2 separate regions of the Mus musculus genome follow, and region 2 is linked to region 1. A link is a loop called in an ENCODE intact Hi-C map of the cell type or tissue named here. Cell type or tissue: heart. All regions are shown on one strand. Each heading gives the region's core, and the rest is flanking DNA. Links, peaks and the distances in the headings are about the cores only.

The links. Peaks named below come from ENCODE experiments on the same cell type or tissue, not always from the same donor. Only the 100,000 strongest peaks of a DNase experiment are listed, where the experiment ranks them.
Region 2: a loop joins it to region 1, with 2.1 times the contacts of the local background. A loop is called at or near these places in 2 of 42 quality-filtered maps.

Annotation. Positions count from the first base shown.
Region 1 is chr13:110,691,788-110,701,788 of GRCm38, forward strand. No RefSeq gene overlaps it. Among named protein-coding and RNA genes, the nearest start is that of Gm33172, 13 kb to the left of the region's middle. In heart, for the core only: no CTCF peak of the experiment used is centred there; a DNase peak (open chromatin) is centred at 5,004; H3K27ac peaks cover 1,959 bases.
Region 2 is chr13:110,642,486-110,652,486 of GRCm38, forward strand. Gm41059 (a long non-coding RNA gene) reads left to right here and starts at 386. Exons shown (of 3, transcript XR_873955.2): 1 at 386-619; 2 at 9,346-9,444. Gm33045 (predicted gene, 33045) reads left to right here. Exons shown (of 6, transcript NR_167735.1): 6 at 25-256. In heart, for the core only: no CTCF peak of the experiment used is centred there; a DNase peak (open chromatin) is centred at 1,316; H3K4me3 peaks cover 360 bases; H3K27ac peaks cover 820 bases.

The DNA.
Region 1 (10,001 bases), core at 863-8,862:
GAAACAGATGTGTTTGATCTGTTTCAGATCATTCATTTCACTCTACATTATAATATACAGCCAGATACACACATATCCAATTTACTTATCCATCCCTTCAAATATATGAGTCCGTTGTTCACCTATGGCAAACCCTTACTAAGCACATGGGACCTATGAATTAAAACTTAAAGCCTCTCATCTCAGCGACTTAACAGGGAGAAAAACCAGATAGCATTTATATTGCACATGTGCAACTATCAAAGAATGTACAAGATCATGAAACAGAATGGCAGCACAAATTCTCTAGGCCTGGCGCTGCACAACATCACCACACTTGTCAAATTACCAGCTATCTTTCCAAAGCTACTGACCTCAACTCCAATTGCAGATAACAGCAAGGGAGTTGAGACTGTTTATGTGGGTTTAGGGAAAGTTCCATCTGGATGTCAGTAGAGCGCACAGGAAAGGGTGTATTTCTAGACAAAGGAAATCTCCTTCTCCTAAATGTAGAACCTCTTGGAAACTGTTCTGAATTTAGAAATCAACTTCAACTGTCACTGTTTGTGAAGGGGGTGGGTTGAGGTGGAACATACACTTGAAGTAGCTACATATATCGCAGTCTCTTCTTCTAATTGCCTTGGCAATTCTAGAGTTGGATCCACAAGGACTCGTATACTATAATCTTTTATTGTTTGCACATGATTATTGTTTGCGCACAATAGACTGTACTTCTCTGTTTGGTAAAATTTGAATTTCTCTTTTAAATTAAAGCTTTCAATATAATGAAAGTAGCTTTCAAAAGTTGTACTGTTCATTCCTTGAAAACCTACAATGAACAGTTTCTATACCTCCTGCATCCTGGTGTTTGTTCCTGATAAAAATAGAAACACGTCTTATAAATATAAACAGAAGAAAAATGATAAGGACCAAGTTCAAGTTCTAGGCAGCATTGCATGCTGGGAAGCACAACGTACGTGATTTTTAGGCTTCATCAAAACGTGCATGAAGGCAAGTTCATGGTTACATCATGCCCTCTGCTCTCCTTTGTTTTCCATTGCTGCGATAAACACCAGAACGCAAGGCAATTTGGGAAGGGAAAGGTTTAATTTGGCTTACACTTCAATGTCACAGTCTGTCATTAAGGGAAGTTAGGGCAGGAACTCAGACAAGAATCTGGAAGCAAGAGCTAAATGGGAGACCACAAAAGAACACTGCTTACTGGTTTGTTCAGCCTGCTTTCTTGAATAATCTGCAACCACCTGCCCCTCAGTAGAACCACACAGTGGGCTGGATCCCCCCCCCACACACACACATCAATCATTAGTTCAATTAGTTCAGATAATGCCTTCCCAGACACCTCTGCAGGCCAATCTGAAAGAAGCACTTTCTGGACTGATGTCCTTCCTCCCCACCACCCCCAGAGGAGTTTAGCTTGTGTCATGTTGACAAAAACTAACTAGCAAAACTATCTTAAGAAATGAACCTAATGAGTCTTGCTTTCTTGCCTTCTGATTGAGAGACTAGTCTTCTAAGTGGCCCTAACCTCTCGGGAGCCTATCTAGTTCATATAAAGATTTCTGAACTCAGCTCTTCCAAAGTCAATGTCCATTGCTCACCACGGTGAAGCAGAAAAATTGACCACAGAAATATAAGGGAGCTTTCTAAATGAAAAATAATGTTTTGTTATGATAAGTAAGTATGCTCTTAGGAAAACAATTCATATTTTATCTCATTTACTTATCATTTATTTACTAAACCCATGACATTATACTGAAAGCAGTAACAAGAATTTCCCCCAATGAAATATAATTCTCCTTTAATCTCTATAAATAGCATGAATACAGCTTAAGACAAAATGTATGAAGTGAATATTACCCCCATTTTAAGATGTTTGGGCAGCTGAAAAGATAAAAGAACATATATAATGGCAAAGAGGGTGTTTTGTATATATTTATGCATGTAGAGGCCAGAAGTTTACACTATATGTTTTTCTCCATTGTTCTGTACTTTTTATTTTTCTGATATGGCCTCTTGATGCTGGGTTGGCTCTATTGGCTCCCTATTGAGCTACAGGCTTCCAGCTTTCTCTATTCCCACTGCTTGGACTAGTTATACACTATTCTACCTATTATATGTTTAATCACACACTACTGTAAGTATCATGTGTTCAGTCTCTGAACTCAGGCCTCATGCTCATGTGTGGCATGCCCTTAACTAAACCATTTAAAGTTTACAACTCTACTCATATATTTGAAATATACTTTATTTCACAAATGCCTTTAGATTCACCTGTTCTTTGTGGATGATTTTGCTGTATTACAGTTTCTAAATTGTACAAAAATCACACACCAGATGCAGGCAATATTGACACTTGCTGTGTAGACCTAGCTTATAATTAAACTGCTGGATTAGGATGCTCTATAATCAAACTCTTGACAGAGGTAGACAGGTGAAGTTGACAATTTATTCTTTGCAGGAGTGAGTTGAGATGTGGAATCAAAATCCTAATTACTTAATGAGGCTGATGCACACAGGAATGGTCTTTCTGTCAATCAGAGTGTAGGAAATGACCTTTTGTGTTTCAGGCTGCAGACATAGACTTTCCACGCATGGGCATCTGCTAACCTCTATTTGTTTTTTTCCTTTGCCCTGGCTTTCACATCCAGCCTCAGTTTTCATTAGAGAATTTGCCCTCTCTTTCCCCCCAGAAGCACACAGTTCTTTGAGCATCTATTTCTATGTCTTTTAAAGTTCTTTCCACCCTCCCCCCAATGCAATTTTTACTTGAATTGATGTTCCTTTGTGAAGTTCAGACACGTCCATCAACTCATCACTCAAAAATCCTGAGATGACTTGAAATACATTCCCTGAGGTGAAAAATAATTGCGTGAAAGCACTCTTTATTGTTTTCAGTTTCACAGTTCTGAGTTCTCTCCTTGACTTTTTAAAAATTTCACATTTTTTCCCCAATTCCTTAAAGTCACAAGTACACAGAATTATCAGTGAGTGCTTTCCATAGATTATTTTTAAAAACCATCAGGACAAATATGCAGAATAATAAAAAACATCTGACTTATTTTTCTCCTAGCTTTAAATACATCCTGGCTCTGCTCTGGACATGACTTTCTGAGAGGGTCGGTTCCATGGTGGTAGGAAGCATATGGATGGGCTCAATGAAATACTAAGGCTCCTTATTCAATCCAGAAGTGATATCATTTCCTTCAAATTACTTACAAAGCTTTGTGCTTCAGGAGTCATTGTGTTACTGGGAATGTGATTGTTTCACCGTGGTTTCATTGTCCTGAGAGGGTTCTCCAAGTCTGTTAGAAAAAAACCCGCTGAGGAGAGGGGCGGGCCATGAGCTCATTTATTTTCATTATAGGCTATGATTTTGAAGGCAATATGTCACCAGCCTATGGTTAATCAGAGGTAAAGAACTGACCTCCTACCTGGCGCTGAGTATACTCTACATATTTGTAAGTAGAAGAGAGATCACACACGGATCCCAGTCCTCTGCTGAGGAGATGAATGGAGAATGAACTTGTTTTATTTTAATAGAGAAAAAAATCACTTCAGGGTATTTTGCAGAATTACCCCAAGATTACAGGAACTGTCTTGGCAAAGGCCTTTTGAGTAGTGAGTGTAAGACTCATATTTCAGTTACATGCATGTGTCTGTGAGTGTGTGTGTGTGTTTACAAGGCAATTTAAAACTGTATTTGAGCTCTTATACCAAGAGCTAGTTAGGGAGAATTATTGCTTATTGATGGAAAACTCAAAAAGAATTATTTCAAATTATTCACTATCATGACTTTCTTGCATTGCTATGCTCCTTCCCGGGAAGGTCGACACGTGTTACATCCCTGCTTTCTTTATATCTTCGATGTTTGCCATAAACTGTCGATAAGTACTGTTCACCGAAAGGCCAGTGGCAGCCGATACTGCGTGTGTTTCTTGACACGATGACTAAATTACCATCTGCCTCGACATAAGTAGGTGACACTTTGTAAAAGAACTCAAAGCCTTAAAATAATTAGTAGCCATTTCCAGAAAGAAATATATGAAGGAAGGGGAAAAAAAAAAAGAAGAAACCATAAACCACCCAAAAGGCAATACTCTGGTAAATGGTGATGATCTTGTCCCATTCCAGAAGTAGCTGATGGAGAAGTCCACTTCTCTCTGCGCCAGGTGACTGGCAGCTCTAAGGGGTGTCCCTTGTTGATATTGCTAGCATGGACAGATCACGCCAGGCAAATCACACTGAAGCCTGCAGAGGAAGGCGAAATTCCTGCATATGATAATCTGCATTAGCCTAATTTGTTTCTCAACCTGTGGGTTGCCCACATATCAGGTATCCTGCATATTTACATAACAACTCGTAACATTAGCAAAATTAAGTTATGAGGTAGGGACAAAATCATTTTATGGTTGTGAGTCACCACAACATGAGGAAATGTATTAAAGGGTCACAGCATTTTAGCAAGGATGAAAACCACTAGGCTAAGGAGGCTGAGCTGTTAGGACATGCGTCCAGACAGCTCTGTATATAATGGTGGTGCATCATATTTTAAAAACCAACAGCAGCAGCCTTTCTCATATTTATTATAAAATACTTTCTAATATATAGTAGAAATTCGTTTTCCTCATTCCTGCCATCAATAAAAGAACAAACCAATGCAAAAAAAAAAAAAAAATTTTTTTTAAAGACAGGTTGATAAATCAAGCTCAGCAAAATTCACCAGAGTTCTACTTGCTGGGCTAGTGTATCTCCAGAGATCTCATTTTCACTCCCAGAAAGCACAGCGTGCAACTGGACTTCTACCTTTGAACTTGCGTTTGCTATATTTACCCTTGTTTTCTCATAGGGTGCTCGCACAGGCAGAGTGGGAGCTAAATCAGGCTCTGATAGGGCTTCCTCATCCTGAACTGTTCTTTGAGAACACTGTTTTCATAAATAGCCCGCAAGGCAGTGGGTTTCTGAGGTCACTGTGCTTCACACAATTGTTCTCCAAGGGACTACGTGAAAGACAGTGGCTGGCTGAGGCCTGCAGTTCCTGGAAGCTAGGTTTCTCAGCATTCAAGGGCTATCTCTTATGAAACAAAGCAGGAGGCTGTGTGAGGGTGACCTTGGTCATTGTTCTTGAGGCCTGTGACTTCAGGAGTGGAGGTTGCTCCTAATAGGATAGGACTGACTTTGAAAGTGATATCATCTTGGTCGCAGGATGCCCATCGGAAAAAGCAAGGTGGTATCTGGAATGGGATTAATGCTTTGTAAATGCTTCCCTACTAAAAAGGGTTGCAAAGTAAAGAAAGCATTCTCTGAATATGCCTCCCTCCTACTTCCTCCACACACAGAAGGATTAATCCCACCCATCTTAGCAGAGATTGACAAAATGGGGTGCTGACCAGTTGTTATTCAATATGAGGACTATATTATAAAGACATATAGAGTAGGTGAATAAAACCTGTCTATTGCTTGAGAGTTGGAAGAGGGTCAAGAGAAGAAAGGCCTTTCCAGGAACAGCCCTCCACAGCAGATATTGTACTGAATCAGCTAAAGGGTGGGAGAGGCCTTTACAGTCACACTCAACAACAGCCTTTCTTTTTTACACTAAGTGACCCACTGCAATTTACATATAACCCCTGCCAATTCTGGGCACCGATTTCCTGTGACTCTATTTCTACAAAATTTGTAGGATGTAGAAACACAGAAAGAGAACAAACCATTGTGCTGTTTTTCTCTAGGACCCTGTGATTTATGGCAACTCACCAGCTTTGAGGAAGGGCTCCTTGTGAACTGGGGAAGACTGGTCAAAGATTCTGCCGGCCAAATAAGCAAATTACACTTAAAATATGTTCACATTTTTCTGGAGCCTCTTTCCTGGGTGGAATGTGTATGGACTTTGCAGGCTGTGAATTACTTAAACAACTGCCATTAATTATTTCAAAATAAAATATAATTTAAGTGTTCGGATCCCATATTCAGAACAAAGACTAGACCATGACCACAGAATCACTTGCCTCTGTTTCTCTGACTGTTTCTCTCCTGCCTTTGTAGGCACAGTCATTCTGCATTGCTTTTAAATTTATTTGAAGTTAGATCCCCTAAATCAGTATTGCAATGTCCTAAGTGTACAAATCTTGGCAAATTCCGTTTATACTGTCTTCGTTATGGATATCACTGAACTTCTTGCTTTGAGAACATAAAAAATGGTGGAGGATATGATAGAACTCAAAATAATGTGTTTTTTGTTTGTTTAGAGTCAGAATCTCATGGGGTTTAGACTGCAATTGAACTGACTCTGGAGTCACAGCTGGCCTTAAACTTTTGATCCTCCTGTGTCTACCTCCCAAGTGCAAGGATAACAGGCATTACCACCCCACCAGACCCAACTGCAAACATTGTTTTTAAAGATTCCTATAAATTGCTGTCTCTCCGCATGCAAAGAAGACATTTGCGGTGTCTGTACAATCATTTAAATACTGGGTTTCTTATGGGAAGACTGCTGGCATTTCAAATTAAAAAGAAACAAAGCCACTCAGGTCTATATATAGCCTGCCATGTTTGCATTGCTGTTAGTATAGTCACATCAAAGCATATTCTTTTTCTTATAGTTATTCCATGTTTCTCTGTGGACTGTAACACACACACGCTCACACAATGAACACTCAAAGTTAACACCTTGAAGACCTCAAGACTATAGTTCAATCTACTTCAAGAGATACCATCTGACAAGTTGGCTAAATTGATTTGTTATTGGATTTCACTGGCAAGTGAATGATGGATAAAGAATGAAAAATACAGAATATCTAAGCTCATTACTTATTTGTTTAAAATTAGCATCTATTGAGTGTCTTTGTGACAATTTCATGCACATACAATGTTCACCCCGATTACTGGAATCCCCTTTTGATCTCCTTCCCAACACTACTGTCTTCCCTTCCCTGTAAGTCTCCTTTCCACACTCCCATACTTCATTTTTGCTGTCGATCTCCTGTTTGCTGAGACTCATTGAATTTAAGCAAGACTGTCTGGGTGACCATGGGTTTGGAAGTACCTCTCGGAGCCCACTGGGCTTTTCAGTGGTACACAACTGAATACAGTAAGCGTCTCTCCCCTAGAATCGATTAGTAGGCAATGGTTTAGTAGGTAACGGTAATGCCACGTAGGTCCCTTCCCTATCTATAAATGACTTTTTGATAAGATCCATTGCAGGTGATCATAGCTATTGTTATGTCATGACTGCACTGGCTATGCCGAACCTAACAGACAGTGTTCCAAGCCTTTCTCCATATTTTCTACCTTTGACATTTTTTTCTACTTATTTTCTCATGATGTCCATGAGACAGTCTAAGGATGGAATAAATTCCCCATTTAGTCCTGAGAATAAATTTATTCTCAGCACTTTAGACACCCATGTGTCTCCTCATGCTCTACCATTCATTATAAAGAGAGGCTACTCCATGTAAGGCTGGGAAAAGCATATATCTATGGATAGAGAAGTAATTATTTAGGAGGCAGATTGGTGTCGTGACAATTTAGTGAAAGAACAGTATGAAGTTCTTGCTTAAAGCCTGAAACCTTCAACCATGGAGTTGAACAATTTTTCAGTAGTTAACATTTATTCCTTCCAGTGAATTGAACCTCAAATTCAATCAAAGAGTGATTGGTTAACCCTATAACTGCCATACCACTGATCCTCCTATGGGCCGGTGTTGCCTTGAAGGCTGGCATTATACCTTATAAGGTTTACAACTAAGTAAAACAATTGATGCCTCTCACTCCCCAGCAGGCTATATCAAACCTTCTAAAATTATGAAAGTTAGCCAGTAGAAAAGATGCTGCCAACTTCATTTCTCTATACCATGCAATCAACATGTTTGGATTCTTTAGCAATAGAATCTTACCAATTGTTTCTAGTGAGAAAGCAAGAAGAGAGACGAATACCTCTATTGCTTTGGGGTCGCTGAGGCTTTTCAACCAACAACTGTAGGAAGGTGTCTTACATCTGGTTTTTATGTTTGTTTATTTTTGGTTTTGTTTTCCCCTTGAAACCTTTAGCTTTTGGGAACAGCACTGTGCAGATTGTAGAACATCTCTTTCCTAAATCTGTCTTCTCAAACTCACATATATTTTCTTGATTTACAAAGTAGTAAGTTTCTATGTGTTGTTACTCACATATCCTTAGGTTTAGTTATTTCTCCCTCTCTCCTCCTCTTCTCCACTCCCACCTAAATGCTAGCATTAGCTTTCTACCTTCTATGAAAGTAAAAGTAAAATACCCCTTTACTTTCATATCACCCATGTTAAACCAGCTCTCCTCCTAGGGCATCCTCCATCTAAATTATCTTTGTATAATTTCCCTCTCTGGAATGTAATAACTGCAGAAGTACAGATATTCAAGCTAAACATACAAATGTAATACTTTGAAGGTAGAATCCACGTGTCAGAAAGTACATGTGGCATTTTTCTCTCTACTACTTTTATTGTCCTTTTATTAGTTGATGAACATACAGGGTGATTTCATCTCCTATTAATAGTGAACACAGCAGCAGTGAACAAGTCTGATCAAGTATCTTTGGAGTAGGATACAGAATCCTTTGGGTATGTACCCAGGTGTGAGTCAAATGGTAGGTTCTTGAGTTCCAAGGGCAAAGGAAAATACCTGTGAGGTGACTAGGCACCCAGTGTAGGTCCTCAGATGGTCAGAGTTCCAGAAGGAGGAAAATATACCTGTGGGATAAGCAGGCATTTGGAATAGTTCCTTTGGTCAGAACTCATTTGTAATTTAGCCATTAAATCTTGGTATGCATTTGCAACACTAATTTAAAGCTCTTTCCTCTTTAGATAATGCATAAGGATTGCACTTGCTTTTGGAATTTGGACATTCTTAAATCTGAGAACTTCTGCTTGGGCTTCTTCATATGCCAGAGAAGGCTCGGAAATTGGAGAGACATTTGCAGGAGGTGGAGCCATGTCATTTGGCACTCTAAAGAAAGAAAGCAATTCTATTTCAGAAAGTACAATTAGCTCCTGTGTGTATCTAGGCACCTGGCTGCAGGTATGGAGCACTGACTCCTAAAATATTCCTGTCATGTTCCTTAATCACAGACATGACATTGCTCAGTTATGAAATGGCCTAAAATAGGGGGAATTTATTTTAAAATTTTAGAGATGTTATGTGACATTGTCAGTGTAAAAGCTCTCAAACTCCAGGCTTCCTTCCTCCTCCTCCTCCTCCTCCTCCTCCTCCTCCTCCTCCTCCTCCTCCTCCTCCTCCTTCTTCCTCTTCCTCCTCCTCCTCCTCCTTCTTCTTCCTCTTCCTCCTCCTCCTCCTTCTTCTTCCTTCTTCCTTCTCCTTCTTTTTCTCCTCCACCTCCTCCTTCTCCTCCTCTTCCTCCTCCTTCTCCTCCTCTTCCTCCTCCTCTTTCTCTTCTTCCTTCTCTTCCTTCTTATTCATTCATTTCTATCTGGCCCCTTCTTGGTCACGTATAAAGAGTAGAAGGACTACTGAGCAGAATTCAACCTGCAGACTCATTCAGCTGGAAAAGGGGACTCAAAACTCCTAAGGACACTCCTGACTCTGGGATTTAGAAGATACTGTAGATCTAATTATTTTATCACCCTATGAAATCTTTCTATGCATTGTCTGAATTTGCCTAGGGTACTACAGCCAACTATTATTTTTTAAGAAAACCTACTACAATATTATAAGTAATGTTCATGGCAAACAGAGGAACTGATTTGAGGGAGAAAACTCAGCCACTCACTTTGTCTTTATTTTGATACATTTAAGAAAAAAATCTTGTCTATTTATCTAAATTAGTTTTCTTTAGAATTTAGCACACTTATGTGTGTCAGTTTACAGCTGACAGTAAACAGTAAACAGTTTACAGCTCCCAATGATGACCTGAAATGTAATTCAAGATCTTAAACTCAGTGTGGGGCTTTGTTGTAAATTTGCCATAAACATTTCATTTAGAAGAAATAAATAGGAGTCAAAAATGTCAGTTTTCCTT
Region 2 (10,001 bases), core at 804-8,803, 49 kb before region 1:
AAATTCTGTTCTTTACTTTTCTAGGACTGGTTATTCAGGGGGATGATCTATCTATGGAGATAAGAGGACAGTTGATGGATTTCTGGCCACTGGCTGCAGGCAAGGTTGGCTTGAAGTGAGGCTGCCTGGGTGTGTGCCCCTGCAGGAAAAGCAGGAGGAAGGAGCCAGGCAAAGAGGACAGCCCTGTGTGGGAAGATGTGTCACTGGTCATTCTTTACAAAGAAAATAAAAATGAGATTTCTTGTTGGCTGTCTTACTTAGTGCTTCCAAAACCCCCTTCCTCTTTTCCGTCTCATAGAGTCTAATTTTTTGAAAATAAAATAAAAGATATTTTAAAAAGCCATGGGTACCCCATGCTGACGTATAACAGGGAATGTAGAAGAACAAGTCTCTGTGTTTCAACACAGATTGGATTTTGCCCACTGAGATCTTCAGCTTGCTCTGCCTCATTTATCATTGAGATGGGCTTCACAGTGTCAGAAGCAACCGCAGCAGGTGGTGTACAAAGCTGATGGCTGGTGGTCGAATGCACCAGATGTCCAGCCAAAGCAGACATGACCAAAAGAACCTGGAAGGAAAGCAACAGAAAGGAAGCATTCAGGGAATGGAGCAGACACTGGTAAGACCTTCCCCACTTGGCTTTAAAGAAATAGAGTCACCATTATTCCATGGCCAAGAGAATGTCATGTCCAGAGGAATTATTTTAAATAGATTCTGAAGCTGACAATGAAGCCCTGACAGGTGGTTGAGCTGTGTTCCCAGTTGGTGAAAAGGTTTACAGAACAGAACATGGCTGGTTCCTCCAAGATCTACAAAGGGAAGATCTAGAGACACACTTTCCCACTTCTGCACTCGTCCACCACCCAGGAAGATCCTTAAGTGGCTCTGTTACTAGTGTTTACCAACTGCTTTAATAACTTAGGATTTAAAAGGGCGGATCTGAAAGAAGAGGCTGGGCTGGAACTTGGAAGGCAGTCAGAAATCCAGCCTGGCAAGTCTAATGGTTTGTTTTCAGCCTTTATTTAACCACCTTCTGCTATCAAGAAACCTACAAGTACTCTGGGGAAGTTTATACAGAAGGAAATGGAGAAAGTGTACATTGTTTCTGAGTTGTTTTGTTAAGACTCCTGGATGGCAAGGGTGTGTGTTTTATAATTATGAAAGTTTGCTCAGCTTGTAGATATGTCGTAGGTTTCACTCTGACAGCCAACCAAGATCCGGTAGCATGCCGTGCCACCTTAGAAAAGCAAACGCTCGAGAGCCCTTGAATCATCTTAAATTCTGCCCTTGTGATGGCTATAAATGAACTTGGCTGCTATCCAACGTAGGCCAGCGGAGAGAACATGCCAGGGGGAAATGTTTTTGTCCGTGCTGGAATGACCAGCTGTCACTGCGTGCCAGCAAGTGGAGGGCACAGAATTGGCGGATCTGTGGGAATAAGCAAACAGTCCTGCTTTCTCCACAGAAACTCATTTCCCTCTGCTGCATATTGACAATTGTGAGCTATGTTTGCAAAGTGGTTTGTGTGCAAGCAAAGCATCCAGGAGGGGAGAGGCGAATGTTTACCCCAGCAGGTCTTAGAAGTGCCAGCTTCTTCACAGAAACACAGATTAACACATTCCCAAGCACCAATATAAGTAAAGATTTGGGCGTTCCTGTATTAGGGGAGGAAAGGGTAAGAGATATAACTTTTGGGTGTGGGATAGATACATGTGATTGTTTAAATTAGCTTGATCAGACCCTACATTAGCTTTAATTCAGTCTGGTCTTTAGTGGATCTATGTTTAAAATAGCTTCCTACCGGTTAACCACACTGTTAGATTTCGTCTTGAATACCAAGAATATCAAATTAATTACTGTGAAACTAATTCAATATAACCCCTGGACTGCATTAAAATAACTTTATAGTCTGTGTTAATATTTGAGACCTTGATACATAGGAGCAGTTGAAAGTACTAAAGCAAGGATATTATTTAAAATAAAATAATTGAATGGAGGAATTTTTTTTCTTTCCTAAGTTTTAAGAAGGAACTATTTTTATTAGGTATGTTGTTTCCATATTAGATGACTTAAAATAATTTAACTGTTTTTAACAGTCCAGAAAAATAGTAATGACTGGCATATGTATGTATATATATCATGCACACAGATAGTCAAGTATGTACGAGGGTGATTATTTTTAACACAGGTTTTAAATGGAGAGTCTAGACCATGTTATCTCCTTTTTCCATGAACAATTCCTACAGTGACATTTGTTATGCACTAGTTTCTGTTCTAAGTACACAACACATATTGACTTATTTAATTCTTTGGCAAACCTAAAAGATATATGTGATTTTTATACCTACTTTACTTGATGGAGTCACCAAAGCTCAAGTATTTAGTAATCTGCAAGATCTCACATTCTACCAAGCAGCAATATGGACGTTAGCGATTAGAATGTCTTCCTAGGAAATCTTTGCCCTGGGCTACGTTACCAACCGGCAAGTCAAGAGGTGAAGTATACCCCTGCATTAGAGTGAAGCCATATCCTTTCAGGTTTCTCCATCATCACTCTGTCAAGCAGGCTTCCTGTTTATTGGTACTGCCACACAATTACAACTAATGTTCCCTATGGAAAATTCACAGGAAGATGCTAAGCTCTATTGGAACCGTTAATGACTGGATAACACTTAATATGATCTTCATAGTTGAGAGGTTAACAGTGAATATAATAGAATTAACCTAATAAAATCTGCTGTGAACTTGAACTCTCTGCTCCAACAGGCCACATCAAAGACATATGGAGTACTTAGCAAGCTTGCTGTCAGCTGATTCCTTTAACACCGTGAGAACCTAGGAACTGGAGAGCTGGCTAAGGTGCTTCAGAGCATTTGCTGTCTTTAGAAAGGACCCAAGTTCAGCTGCCAGCAACCACGTGGCAGCTCATAAGCACCTGCAACTCCAATTCTAGGGAATTTGATGCTCTCTCTTGTCCAGTCTGTCTCTGTGTCTGTGTCTGTGTCTGTGTCTGTGTCTGTGTCTGTGTCTGTCTGTGTCTGTGTCTGCGTCTGCGTCTGCGTCTGCGTCTGTGTCTGTCTGTCTCTGTGTCTGTGTCTGTGTCTGTCTGTCTCTGTGTCTGTGTCTGCGTCTGTGTCTGTCTGTCTCTGTGTCTGTGTCTGTGCCTGTCTGTCTCTGTGTCTGTGTCTGTGTCTGTGTCTGTGTCTGTGTCTGTGTCTGTGTCTGTCTGTGTCTGTGTCTGTGTCTGTGTCTGTGTCTGTGTCTGTGTCTGTGTCTGTGTCTGCGTCTGCCTCTGCCTCTGCCTCTGCCTCTGTCTCTGTCTCTGTCTCTGTCTCTGTCTCTGTCTGTCTCTGCCTCTGTCTCTCTCTTTCTCTCTCCACATATACACACATACACACAGACAGAGACAGAGAGATAGAGAGAGACAGAGACTAAAAGAAGAATTTATCAATGATTTTATTCTTTTGATAGGGGATCTTTCTTACTGGTTTGGGTAGTAACTACCAGTTTATTTTTAAAACAATGTACACAAGCATTGCTGTGTCTCTTGAGCCTTCCCATGAAAGTCCTTTCCAGCTTGAATGGTAGGAGGTGGGAGTAAGGAAAGAGTTAGGAGAGGAGAGGAGCATGTATAGGAACAGTGGAAAGAATACGTTTTCACTCAGTGTTTTGTTTTTGACGTCCAGTGCTCTGGTGACAGAGCTCTCTAACCTGCTCATTTGTGGTCATGAAGTACTTTAGAGACTTTGTCTATCACACTGCATCTTATTTTCACAACAGAGCATGGGCCTAAAACTATATCCATCTACCCAGCTTTTCTATGGAAATACAATCCTTTTTTTAACGACAATAGAAACGTCTGTATCATGTGCCTATTCTAAATTCCAATTATGATAGTGATGAATTCAAATATTCCTAAAAGAATAGTGACATTCTATCTGCAGTCTGGGAGAGAATAATTTCAGAATTCTTTTTTCTTATGTGTGAAATATGTATATGAATATATATATTTATGTATATATAATATAGCTATTCAAGTTATTAATATTCACTATATATTATTTATTTTATTAATCATTACTTTCATTAATCATTATTATTTTCATTAATCATTCCATTCACTATTTCTTAAATGATACCCTCCTTCCTGGTTACCCCTCCACAACCGTCCCATCCCATCCCATCCATCCTCTCCCCCCTCCCCTTTGCCTCTATGAAGGTGCTCCCCCATCTATCCACCCACCCCTGCCAAACTGCTCCAGCATCCCCCTCCACAGGACCAAGGCCATCCCCTCCCACTGATATCAGACAAGACCATCAGGACTCTTAATCACAGGTAGTTGGAATGGTGATTGTCCTTTTAATATGAATAGACATTTGTCTTTAGTATCTACTTCATGGGTCTGAGGCCTCAACTCAGATTTGTAAGAAGTATGAATTCTTTCACTTTGAGAACTTGAATTGTCATCTTTTTGTTTTGTTTTGTTTTGTTTTGTTTTGTTTTGGTTTGTTGAGCCACAAACCTACCAGACAAGCAGGACTTTTAGACCACACTCTCTCTCTTTAAGAATTTTCTCATTCTTCATTCCTAGTCTTCTAATCAGCTTTGGTGCAGGGGGCAGCCCTTTCAAATTACAGCGCTCCCTGTTGTTGGGGATAAGACAGAACCCATGCATCACTGTGGTAATTTTGAGTTTCCTAAAGTATTAACAGGAAGACGCAGCCTTTGACCTGCAGAGATGAGTATCGTTCTGATCTCTTTGACTTGTTCTTACCTGTTACAACCCATTTCCTAATCTTTTCTATTAATTGTAACTTCTTAGCAATCCATGGTAAGTCTAGGCAAAGGCTTGAGCTTTTGGACTGACAAGTCATTTCTACCTTTAGCTGTAAAAGGGAGGGACCATCAGGAGTGGAAGGGAGAAGTCTGAGAAAAAAAAGTGTGGTCAATAAAATTCCCTGGTTTGTATGCTGACAGGCAGTGGAACATGATTGCGAGAGGATAGACTCTGAATCCAGGCCATAGCAACTGACTTAGCCTACAAACAGAGTCGCCTCCAGTATATTTTTGAGTCTCTGTCCAATTCTCTATCTTTATAATGTGGATGATGCTAATAGTATCATGAGAGGCTTATATCTATCATATATTGTTTTTAGACTTAAAACACACTATCTGGCACAAATAAATTCAATGCCTCAATTAATCGCAACTAGTATTTCTATGATCAAAAGTCATGTTGTTCATTTATTCTTAATAAGGAAAACCTTTTAATCATGAGCCAGATTTGTCCTATTTCTTTCTACAATTTACAAATTAGTGTATAAGTGAAATATGATGGGTTCTCAGACTCAAGAAGGATTTATTTAAGCTTCAGGAACTGGCCAAGGGCTCTCAGTTGAAAGCCCATGGCGACTGCATTAGAAAATGCCTTAATTTTCTCTTCACAGAAAGAGCAGAGAACATTCTTGTTATTTCTCATGGGGAGAGGCAGTAAAATGAAAGCAATTCTTTGAAAACTAAGAAAATACTCCATAGTACCTTTACAATTATATGCATATTTAGAAATTTATTTGAAGGGACAATAGCCTAAACATGTTGTGTTTTATTAAAGGATTAGTCAAAAGCAACACATTGCGCTCATTGACTTTCTTCACTCTTAATTCAAATATTACCACTTTGTAATTTTCAAGCAATTAATATAGCCAAGACAAGTCTCCATTAGAAGGTGATTTTGATTTATAACTTTCAATCAAATATTTATATAGCTTTCATGTTACCCATTTAATTTTTATAGCATTGTGGGTGAAATGGTATAAGAGCAGGGAATGATTTATTACAAATCAGAATGCTGTAAATCACTAACAAAAAGAAAACATGGCTTGATTTTATGAACTGGATAATCACAAATGGTCACAAGTTTATTAAAACCCAGGATTAGTCCAGCTTCAAGTGAGAACACTGTAAAGCAGATAGTTCTCAGAAGTTCTTCTGATCATATGCCTCTGGTCACGTCCACCTCCACCTTGCTCCCTTGCTACACACAGGCAGCCTGTCTGCCATGGGCAATGGCAACAGCCTCTTAACTTTTTATCAGCAGCCGGAAGGATTCTAATGAAACATAAAAATGGTGTCTGATTTGTTTATTAGCTCCCTACTCTATCCGTGAGAGTTGGAGATTTTGCTCTGATTCACAAAGCCACAGGTGATTTGAGTCTTAGGATTATCTACTACTAACTCAACGGGCTCTTCCTTCTCACAGAGTCTGGTCTCTGCTCTTGAGAATGGCTTTTGTCTTTGAGGAATCTCTAGCTGGGATCTTTCTCCTATGCTCTCATAATTCACTCTTTCTTGTTGTATCTCTAGTCCAAAGTAACTGTTGCAATGAGGTCTTTCCATCCTGTAAATGTCTTATCATCCCAGTCACTTCTCTCTTTTCAGCTTTCTGCTGATTCAGGTCTCTTAGCATTTACCATAACCAATACTTTTAGGGGACCTCCACAAAGGTGAAGGGTGTTTCTCTGTCTATTCATTGCTAAATCCCTACTACCAGGCATGTAGTAGGAACTCAAGGAATCTGTTTCATGAATGAATGCAGATAACATGTGTGCACGTGTGCTGAACCTCCTTGATGGAATATCTTACTTAATTTGACTACAATTCTCAAAACTGGCTTATATTTTATCGGGATGGTTCTGACTGGTATTGATAAGCTGTTGGCAAATAAGTTGGCATAGGAGAGCAGAGTAACTGTAGAGAGGTGGCAAGGAGTCGTCAAATGTTTAGCAAAACCCCTCAACAAAATAAGAACAGAGAGCGAGAGACTGAGCAAGCTTACTAATAAGCTGCTGAGTAGCGGTCACTGTCTTTAGATGATATAGGTTCATACTTAAGGGCTGGACTTTATTGTACCTCGATTGCAGATACTAAAGCAGCCAGCATGGCTTCACAGTGACTCTTGCAAACAGCAACCTGTCAGTTTAATACCTGACACTTAGAAAGACATGCTTTGTACCTGGAGAATCAGAACCTGAGAACTTCATCAAATATCCTGAAGCATGTGACACATCATTAACAGTTTTTTGATATATTATAATTACCCAGGGGCCAACTACTCACTCTGTGTGTGTGTGTGTTTCAGATAGATATCTATATCTCTAATATGTTAAGATAACATGATAGATAAAGGATTTACAAAGAAACTATTAAGTTTTTCTATTACCTGAATGAAGAACTTGAATTATGGTTTTGTTTCTCCTGTTTAGAAAACAAATGAAAATATTAAGAACCATATCTTTTTCTCTGCCTAAGGTAAATTTTAAGAGAAAGAAAAGGGGGTAGAGGAAATAAGGAGAAATCGCAAAGTATAAATACCACCCTGAAGGGTGCATGAATTTCATAAATAATTTCTTTAAGTCCCATAACATTCTGAGGACTGACTCTGACATTTTTGGATTTGGTGTGTAATTAATTTGACAACATAAGCCCATCCTTTGGGTTGCCCTGGAAACCAATTTTGGTAACATAAAGAAGTGCTAGCTGTTAATTGGTATTCAGAGTTAGTAGCTGGTGTCTTTGCTTCTGTCTCCATGGTAACCTAGCTGTCACGTTTTTATCCCTAACATTGTGGTAAGATTTCAGATGCATGAGTCTTAATGCACATGTCTGTAGTCTCTGGCACAGTGTCTTCTTCTTATCTGTGATTGTGATCATTTGGAAGATGTTAGGGTTGTCGTTGAAAAGTGGTTGCTCTGGGAAATTTTATTTCATCAGCTCTTCTGACCTCCACATGGTGCAAGAATCCATAGCATCCATTTTGGAAGATGGATGCATTTATTTGTGGTTGTTGGTTGTCTACACTCTGTGTGTGTGTGTGTGTGTGTGTGAGAGAGAGAGAGAGAGAGAGAGAGAGAGAGAGAGAGACAGACAGACAGACAGAGACAGAGAGAGACAGAGAGAGAGACAGAGAGAGAGACAGAGAGAGAGACAGAGAGAGAGAGACAGACAGAGAGATAGACAGAGAGAGAGACAGACAGAGAGACAGACAGAGACAGACAGCGACAGACAGAGACAGACAGAGACAGACAGAGAGAGAGAGACACACACAGAGAGAGAGAGAGAGAGAGAGAGAGAGAGAGAGAGAGAGCTGAGTGTTTAAATATAAAAACAGGGTAATGATGTATAAATTAGGAATGGTTGCTCAAGGCTGTTTATCTGAGAGTAGAGATAATATTACATTTGAGGAATAAATGCTAAGTTAGAGAAATGAGACATTTCGTGTTTTGAAAGAGTATTCTCACATTGTGTTTGGATAATGTAGAGATACCTCATGAACTTAATGTGTAGCAATTTCTTCTTTATCAAAATGCAAACCCCCACTATTTTTAATTATCTTTCCTCAGTTTTTCTACTTATTAAACTGTACTTTGATTTTACTCTTTTAAAATTTCACTCATCTTTTCTAAATCCTTGGATGTAATACAGTTATTTACTAACCATCAATGACTAGCTAGGCAGTTGGTCAATCTGGAAAATTATGCTAGAGATATATGAAATGGTTTGGACACTGTAACAGTTAAGTTACACCTTTTAAGACCAACATCCAGACTGAAATAGATGCAGCATTATCTTTCAACATGAGGTTTAAGTCTGGCCTTTCCATAAACCAGTTTTTAGACCACTAGGGGAAGAAAAGTACTAGCAAAATTTAAAACACAAATTAAAAACAAAAACAAAAAAACAGTATGATCAAAATTATGGCCAAAATCATTATGGCTAACTGAGTGCATGGGAGGTCAGTGGTGTCACTTGTTTCACCATGTAAATGTTCTTACCGTGGCTCATTGCATACTTGCTTTATGGAACTCTGCCAAGACATTAATGTTCATCTCTCACAAACCAGCTCTAAAATAATACCACTTGTTTCAACCATTTTTGTGAAGTTTTGATAAGCTTTCCAAGATGAAATGCCAGCCTCAAAGATTCAGCTTTTTGTCTTCTCAAATGACTTTATCATTTCTGTTATTTTTAAAAGAGATATAGCTCATATAGTATGACATGCGTACAGTTTTCTTTTCTGTTTTTAATGCAACTCATGATAGACACCATATCTTATAGTTAAGTTTAAATATTTGCATATATTTGCATATGAGGTGGTATTAAAATGTACCCACAATTCTTGGATACTCCTCCGTTCATTTTGTGGATTCCATTTCATTTTCTTTTGCCAGTGAATTGTACCTAACAATGTGTTTCTGTGGATGGCATATGGTAGAAATGTCTGTAGACCAATTCTAAAACTGTATCATTTAAAAGTATTTTTATTTTGTCCTTGCTCCTTCTTTCAGAAATTGGACTTTGGAAAAAAAGCTATCAGCACATTTGGCAGCTTCCATGGAAAGGTCTATGTGGCCCAGAACTGAGGTCTCTGGCCAGCAATCATGTTGGTGAGCCATCTTGGAACTAATTGTGACACAACATGCCTCATGTCTTCTGATGTATGGTGTTATAGTTGCCATATTGATTATAAGCTCAACTAATTGCTCTTATTCCAAAGCACCAGCTAAGCTGCTACCAACACTTAGCCTATGGATAGTGGGATATTATTAATGCTTAATCTTTTAATCCACTAAATTCTGAAGTGATTTGTCATACAGCCACAAAAAATGGAGCATATTTCATATTAGTCTAAAAACATAAGGGGTTCATTAGCATTTGGGTTTAATTATGGAATGTAGCAAGCATGTAGGAGAACACATTAATATTCTTAAGCATTGACAGAGAGCTTCTAATGCTTTCAAGAGGAAGCTGCCATTTGAATTTGCCATTAATGACCTATTTACTGGGTATTAATGGCTTATCACTGTCAAGGACTTTCTGTGATGTATAGATATCTCAAGCCGTTTCTGTTAATGAGCCACTTGATCAGCAGTGATCTGCGACGTCCGTGGGGAGATGGGATTATATATAACCCAAAGATTGGCGTCATTAGATCCCTGGCACT